Linked DNA regions of Homo sapiens: region 2 is linked to region 1. Evidence: read pairs that join two places in POLR2A ChIA-PET (ENCODE). Cell type or tissue: Panc1. All regions are shown on one strand.

The links. ChIA-PET counts read pairs that join two places held together with the same protein. Peaks named below come from ENCODE experiments on the same cell type or tissue, not always from the same donor. Only the 100,000 strongest peaks of a DNase experiment are listed, where the experiment ranks them.
Region 2: POLR2A ChIA-PET joins it to region 1 with 5 read pairs; 1 of 35 experiments calls an interaction of 5 or more read pairs at or near these places.

Annotation. Positions count from the first base shown.
Region 1 is chr17:80,296,675-80,300,674 of GRCh38, forward strand. It overlaps RNF213 (ring finger protein 213), which reads left to right. Exons shown (of 68, transcript NM_001256071.3): 11 at 1,647-1,844. Among named protein-coding and RNA genes, the nearest start is that of RNF213, 38 kb to the left of the region's middle. In Panc1, no CTCF peak of the experiment used is centred here; no DNase peak of the experiment used is centred here; H3K27ac peaks cover 254 bases.
Region 2 is chr17:81,407,192-81,411,191 of GRCh38, forward strand. All of the region lies in intron 2 of BAHCC1 (BAH domain and coiled-coil containing 1), which reads left to right. Among named protein-coding and RNA genes, the nearest start is that of MIR4740, 8.4 kb to the left of the region's middle. RefSeq lists a silencer at 1,918-2,212. In Panc1, no CTCF peak of the experiment used is centred here; no DNase peak of the experiment used is centred here; H3K27ac peaks cover 2,895 bases.

The DNA of each region.
Region 1 (4,000 bases):
TTACACATTTATTTATTTGTTGTTTTGAGACAGTGTCTTACTCTGTTCCCCCAGTCTGGAGTGCAGTGGAGCAATCAGCTCACTGCAGCTTCAGCCTCACAGACTCAGGTGGTTCTCCCACCTCAGCCTCCTGAGTAGCTGGGACTGCAGATACACACCACCACTTCCAGCTAATTTTTGTATTTATTGTAGAGACGGGGTTTCACCATGTTGCCACGGTGGTCTTGAGCTCCTGACCTTGTGATCCGCCTGCCTCGACCTCCCAAAGTGCTGGGATTATAGACATGAGCCACTGTGCCTGGCCTGGTTTTACAAATAAAAAACAACCAAATAAACGCCGCACATTTTGACAAAGAGGAGGAGTGGAGGCAAAGGCAATGTACAGAGTTAGTGCCGGGGCTTAAAGTATGAGGAATCATTAATATCTTTTGACTGTAGGAGATTCACCATGTATTGTTTATAGGCTCAACCCTTACGTTTAAAAAGTTGTTTTGGGGCCGGGCACGGTGGCTCACGCCTGTAATCCCAGCACTTTGGGAGGTCGAGGCAGGCGGATCACAAGGTCAGGAGTTCGAGACCAGCCTGACCAACATGGTGAAACACTGTCTCTACTAAAAATACAAAATTTAGCCGGGCGTGGTGGTGCATGCCTGTAATCCCAGCTACTCAGGAGGCTGAGGCAGGAGAATCACGTGAACCCAGGAGGCGGAGGTTGCAGTGAGCCGAGATTGTGCCACTGCACTCCAGCCTGGGCGACACAGTGAGACTTCATCTCAAAAAAAAAAAAAAGTTGTTTTGGCCGGGCATTATGGCTCACACCTGTAATCCCAGTGCTTTGGGAGGCTGAGGCAGGAGGGATTGCTTGAGCCAGGAGTTCAGGATCAGTCTGGGAAACAAAAATTAAAATAAAAAATAGAGCCGGCCAACACAGTGAAACCCTGTCTCTACAAAAAATACAAAAAACTAGCCAGGCATGGTGGCGGGCACCTGTAGTCCCAGCTACTCGGGAGGCTGAGGCAGGAGAATGGCGTGAACCCGAGAGGCAGAGCTTGCAGTGAGCCAAGATCGTGCCACTGCGCTCCAGCCTGGGCAACAGAGTGAGACTCCGTCTCAAAAAAAAAAAAAAAAAAATGTAGCTAGCTGGGTGTGGTGGTGCACCTGTAATTCCAGCACTGGAGAGGCTGAGGCAGGAGGATCCCTTGAGCCCAAGAGTTCGAGGTTATAATGATCGCACCACCGCGCTGCCTTGATGACAGAGTGAGACTCTGTCTCTAAACAATGAAAATAAATTTTACAAGTTGCTTTATATTTAGATTTACTGTTGCCAGATGGCCTGGGTTCAAACCCCAGCTCTGTCAGTCAGGACCCTGCGTTGACTACTTAGCCAGGACCCCTGCTTCTGAGATCCCTCCCCTGTCCTGGGAGTTTGTTGTGGGGATTCGGTGAGGGCCTGCAAAGGAGCTGACGCCCTAGGCTGGGGGCTGAGGGAAGCCCTGTCTCCTGCGTGAGTTAAACTCTGCTCAGCCACGCGCGGTGCTCCTCTTGCTCTGTGTGCACGGTGCTTGCTTCCTGTTGGGACTCCAGACTCCCAGGGAGATGACTCCCTGGCCAGCTCAGCTCACTGCGGGATCTTTATTCCCTTCCAGCTGGCGGCTGTACCTGGTGAACCTGTGCCAAAGATGCATGGACACAAGGACGTACACCTGGCTGGGCGCCCTGCCTGTCCTGCACTGCTGTATGGAGCTGGCCCCGCGGCACAAGGATGCCTGGAGACAGCCTGAGGACACCTGGGCCGCTCTGGAGGGACTCTCCTTCTCACCGTTCCGGGAACAAATGCTAGATACGTAAGTCGTAGAGTTGTGCTTATCTACATGAATCTGGGAAGACTGACTCCTACATTGTGCACCCGGAGTCCCGGTGGGCTCTGCAGTGACTCCATTCCTGATTCTAATGACAGAACTAACACACGCTCTTTTAACATTTTAAGACATCAAAACTGTCAAGAATAGGCTGTGCACAGTGGCTCACGCCTGTAATCCCAGCACTTTGGGAGGCTGAGACGGGTGGATCACCTGAGGTCAGGAGTTCGAGACCAGCCTGGCCAACATGGTGAAAACCCGTCTGTACGAAAAATACCAAAAAAAAAAAAAAAAAATTAGCCAGGTGTGGTGGCATGTGCTTGTAATCCCAGCTACTCTGGAGGCTGAGGTAGGAGAATCACTAGAACCCGGGAGGTGGAGGTTGCAGTGAGCTGGGATCATGCTACTGCACTGTAGCTTGGGCGACAGAGCGAGACTCTGTCTAAAACAAACAAACAAAAAACTATCAAGAATACAGAAACAACTTGTAACCTCAGAGGCAGCCGTTGTTAGCACGGTGGCATACCTATTTGTGGTTTTGTCCAAATATGGATTCGTGGGTGTTTTATGTACTTAAAAGAACAACAACAAATGATGTGTTATTTATTCTGGTTTACAACCTGATTTTTCCTCTTAACAGTATTTTGTGAACCATTTTTTCCATCAGCAAATTCTTGTCTATGTCTTAGCGTTCCAGCCAGAGAGAGTGCCAGCCTTGTATTGAGCCAGTTCTCTGTTACAGGACATTTGGTTGGTTGTGCAGTTTCGTTTTTTCAGCGTGCTTTCATAAGCATCCTTAGCTTTCTCTGTCCCATAACTTCATTGAGATAGATTCCTACAAGTGGAACTGCTAGGTCAAAGGCATTGTGAACTCTAAACCATTTATACCTTTGCATAATGCTGGCTTAAAGGAGAGGAATATTGGCAATATATATAATCCTGATCTCTGATTCAAATATAATGACCTCTCCTTTATCACAAGAAAATATTACCAGAGAAAGTTTATTTATTTATTTATTTATTTATTTATTTATTTTTAACTTCTAAGTTCAGGAGTACATGTGCAGGTTTGTTATATAGATAAACTTGTGTTATGGAGTTTTTTTGTACAGATTATTTCATCATCCAAATATTAAGCCTAGTACCCATTAGCTATTTTTCCTGATCCTCTCCCTCTTCCCATCCTCCACCCTCTGATAAGCCCCAGTGTGTGTTGTTCCCCTCTATGTGTCCCTGTGTTCTCATCATTTAGCTCCCACTTACAAGTGAGAACCTGCGGTATTTGGTTCTCGTTCCTGAGTTAATTTGCTAAGGATAATGGCCTCCAGCTCCATCTATGTTCCTGCAAAGGACATGATTTCATTCTTTTTTATGGCTGCATAGTATTCCATGGTGTGTATGTACCACATTTTCTTTATCCAGTCTACTGTTGATGGGCATTGAGTTTGATTCCATGTCTTTGCTATTGTGAATTGTGCTTCAATGAACATACATGGGCATGTTTCTTTATAATAGAACGATTTATATTGTTTTTGGTATATACCCAGTAATGGGATTGCTGCGGTGAATGGTATTTGTGGAATTGCCACACTGTCTTCCGTAATGGTTGAACTAATTTACACTCCCACCAACAGTGCATAAGCATTCCTTTTTCTCCGCAACCTCACCAGCATCTGTTATTTTTTTACCTTTTAATAGCAGCCATTCTGACTGGTGTTAAGATGGTATCTCACTGTTTTTTTTTTTTAAGAGACAGAGTCTGGCTCTGTCACCCAGGCTGGAGTGCAGTGGTGTGATCTCAGCTCACTGCAGCCTCTGCCTCCTCGGCACAAGCGATTCTGCTGGGATTGGTAGTGTGCGCCACCACATGTGGCTAATTTTTGTCTTTTTAGTAGAGACAGGGTTGCACCATGTTGGCCAGGCTGTTCTTCAACTCCTGACCTCAAGTGATCCACCTGCCTCGGCCTCCCAAAGTTCTAGGATTGCAGGCATGAGCCACCACGCCTGGCCTCATTGTGGTTTTTGTTTTGTTTTGTTTGAGATGGAGTTTCGCTTTATCACCCAGGCTGGATTGCAGTGGCACAATCTCAGCTCACTGTAACCTCTGCCTCCCAGGTTCAAGTGATTGTCCTGCCTCAGTC
Region 2 (4,000 bases), 1.1 Mb after region 1:
GAAATTTCCAGAAATGGGGGATGGGTGTGCTTCCAATAGGGTCCTCTGAGCAGCAGGCTGGGCTCCCTGAAGCGGAGGGTGACATTGGGGGGCAGTGCCTTCTTGGGGTACCCCACCAAAAAAGAGAAGCCTTAGCCATATTAAGTAAGAAAGAAACCAGCCTGCTGGCGTCTTCAAGGGAAGTCGGGTCTCAGTGCGACTCCCTCTCTCTCCGGTCCTTGGAGCACAGTTGAAGCTTTGCTTTCTTCCCCTGAGACTTCTGCAACCAGGGGCGCCTCCTGTTCTTAACACATGGCATGGGTGAGAGTGAGCAGATCCAGGGAAGAAGAGATGGGGGATGCCCAGACCGGAGACCCAAGAGACCTGAGCCCAGGATGGGGGTGCCATGGTGGGTGGGAGAAGGGGCTGCGCTGTGGGGCAGGTCCCCTCTCAGGCATGAACAGACATTGCCGCCTGGCAGGGGTTTCCTGGCTCTGTGGACGTAGAGCTGTGGCCCCCTCTTGGGTGAGGCCCACTCTGCAGACCCCAGTAAGGATATCCCAGCGGGGTCTAGCCACAGGTTCACTGACCAAGCTCACAGCTGCTCACACTCACAGATGTGGCAACATACACCTGCTCCTGTGTGCTCACACCATGAGGCAGGTGTTCACCTGCACACACACACTCACACTGTTCACAACTGGCCCACAAGGAGTCCCACTCCAGTGGCCCCTGGGAAAGCCAGGTTGCTTAGTGACTGGCACGGGCACCTGTCTGCCCCCTACGTCCTCCCCAACTGCTCCATCCTCCGTCTCCTGGCTCCTGGTTCCTGGCCACCTGCAGGAGGGAGCAGAGCCCCAGATCCACATGACCCTCTGTGGCTCAGCCTCCCTTCAGCGCCTTCCCCGGCCCCCTTCCTCCTGCTGCCCCTGTGTGGCTGTGGACCGTGTCCTCGGGCTCCAGCTGAACTTGGCCTTGCCCTTTCCTGAGCTCTTGCTCGGCAGGAGGAGGACATTCCCGTCAAGATCAATTCCAGTGCGTGGCGAATGCCTCGGGGCCAGGTCTGGTCCCGGGCCTGCCCTGAGGCTGTCTGGTTGTCCTGGAAGCCGCTGCCTGCATGGGGCACTGCTTCCTGTCCTGTGTGGCCACCTCCACCCCAGGCCTCTGCGCCTGGGGTCCTAGAGGTTCCTAGATGCTCGGCTACCCCAGGCCCCACCTGCCTCCCACCCCCCAGGCTCCCACCCTGCACCCCCACCTCTCAGCTGCCCTCAGTACCGTCTCTGCCCACCGTGCCCTGCCCCTCCTGGGGCCTACCCCTGCCTGGCCCTTTACTTGGGCAGCTTCTACAATCCCCAGTGCCTGCCCCTGCCACCCTGGAGTTCTGATCCCGGCGTCACATCCTCTCAGAGCCCCCGTGTGACTCTGCCTAAGTGGAGAGGGGTCCCCGACTGCTCCATGCCCACCTCTCCTTTCCTCCATGCCCCACACCAGCTGAGCTGTTCTTGGCCTGCAGCCCTTCTTGTCCCCTTCTATGACCTCCCAGCCCTGACCACCCACCTGGGTCTGTCCCACAGAGCCTGGCAGCAGCCCCTGCCCAGCCCCCCTGGCTGGCTTGTTTGGGGCCAGTGCCTTTCCCCTGATATCAGCCACCTTTCCTGGGAGACTGCAGGCTCCTGAGTCTGGGGGTGGAAATGTCCTTCTGTCCCTTCCTATCCCCAGAGCTGGGCTGAGCCACACTGGCCTCCGTCTCCTGCCCCAGTGCATAAGTGCCCATCCACGCTCAGGTGACGCGCACAGGCACGCGTGTGTGGGTGTGAAGAGCTCTGCTTTTCCCCTAGGATTTCACCCCCACACCGGAAAAGATGAACGATTAACTCTGGGAAAACTAAGTTAGGAGGTGGCAGTGGTGAGAGACCCAGCCAGGGTCTCTGGTCTCTTTATTAAAAATCAAGGTGTTCCCCCCACACTGGACCATGGCGTGGGGCCACAGGCTGCGTGGGCACCTGCCTGGGGGACATGGCAGCATCCCCTGGCCTTCGTGTAGCATCTTCAGTTGTCATGGCGGCTCCTGAGGCTGTGTGCGCTACACCTTAAAGGGTGTCAGAGCCCAGGGGATTGGCAGATGGCGCTGTCCTCTCCTGATTAGCGCCACACGAGGTGGTGGGAGACAGAAGTGGGGGTGGGGCTCCTGTCCCCCGAAGGCTGGAGCTGCGCCGGCTGAGTGGCCTGGGGAAGGGGGGAAGTGCGTGTGAATGGAGGGAGGCAGCCCACAGCTGTGAAGGAGGGTTCTGGAGGGCCAGGAGCGGGCTCAGGGTGGGGGCCAGTTCCTTTTCACCTCGTGGCCCTGGCTGGGGCTGTGAGGCGACTCCCTGATTGTCCACGCGGGGTCGCGGGGGTGCAGCTAGGATTGGGAGCAAGAGCCAGTGGCTTCATCTGGGTCATAGAGCACTAGTGGGTGAGGAGGGACACCTGGGGAGGGCTGCCTCTCCCCGCCCAAGGGCCTGCTCCCCTTGCCACTGACCAGAGGGAAATCGGGCCCAGGGAGAAGGCCGGGTGTGAATCAGCTGCCTCACCCTCTGCGACGTCTCCATCCACAGGCCGGCCCTGCAAGCACCTCCCCAGCAGGCTGGGCTGTGCCAGCGAGGGGGAGACCATGGCCCTGGGACTCATGTCACCAGGCAACAGCGCTGCCTCAGGCCCTTCACATTGTGGGTTTTGCCTTCCAGTCTTCAGGCCCGGGAGAGCACCTGGCCTCAGCGCCTGCCCGAGCTGAGGGGAGCGTGTGTAATGGGGCCCTGCCAAGCCACCTTGGCTGCAGCTGCCCCGGCCTAAGGTGGGGATCGGTGGCCCCTGCTCTTCCCTCCCTGAGTCTAGGCCTCCTACCTCTAAAATGGGCAGTTGCCCTGCCCTGCTGGAGGGTTGAGTGGGACTGGGGGATGCAGTTGTGGCCCCGGTGCCCTCCCAGGAGCACTGTGGCCGTCCGTGTCACCTGTGGGGGTCCTAGGAGCCTGCACGAGCTGCCGGAGGCACATGGCCTGTGCACGCCCCTTCCCTGGCGGAGACTCAGAGGCCTGGGGAGGAGGCGGCTGTACCTGGGACCCTTGGTGGGGCCTCCCCCCTGGGCAGCAGGCAGCGAGACTCCTGAGGGCCCACCTCATGCCTCAGGCCCAGGCCCTCTCCTCTGTGTCCATCGAGGGATTCTGTGGCCTTGAGGCCTTAGTCTGGCCGTAGAACTAGGAAACCTGGGCCCTTGGCTCCTGTGCCCTGGCACGGGGGTCCAGCTGCCCCACTTACCCCTACCTGTGCAGGGGCTTGCATGGTTTTGGTGTGAAGGTGGACGCCCACCCTCCAGCATGTCCTGGGGCGTTGGATGTGACTGGGATGGGCAGATGTGGACCTGCTCTGAGGCACCACGGGTCGAGGCACCACGGGTCCTGGCACCACGGGTCCTGGCACCACGGGCAGTGCAGACGCTCTGGACCCCCAGGTGGGGCCCAGGTGCTGGGGGGCCTTCGTGGCCTTCCGGGTCTACTGGGCTCTGGGACTTCAGAGAGCTTCCCAGTGGCAGAGGGGGACTGGCCCAGGGGAGACACCAGCAGATCATGTGGGATGGGACCACAGAGCTGGAAGAGCAAAGATGTCCCCGTATCCCCCCAGTCTCGGGGCGGGGGTGGGGGCTCTCTGCCTGGGGTTGGGGGACAATGAAGCAGGCTATGCTTCCCCGGAGTCCAGGGGTGGGGATGGCCGCTCATCAAACACTCTGCTCCCCCAGGGCGGGTCTCAGACCTCTCTAGGTCCCTCCCATGAAAGGAGGGCTTCGGAGCCGCACCTGGGTCTTTGTTGTCCATATGTCTGTGTGAAGGCCTGGGGCCCCCGTGCGCCTCCCCTCGGGCCTGAGGGGTCCCTCTCTCTGGGGTCACGCTCCCTTGTTCTCAGTCCCGCAGCCGTCCTCTGCGTGAGTCCATTCATCACGTGCCTGCAGGTGCCTGTGTCCTGTCTCTGCCCCAGGCTGAGGCCGAGG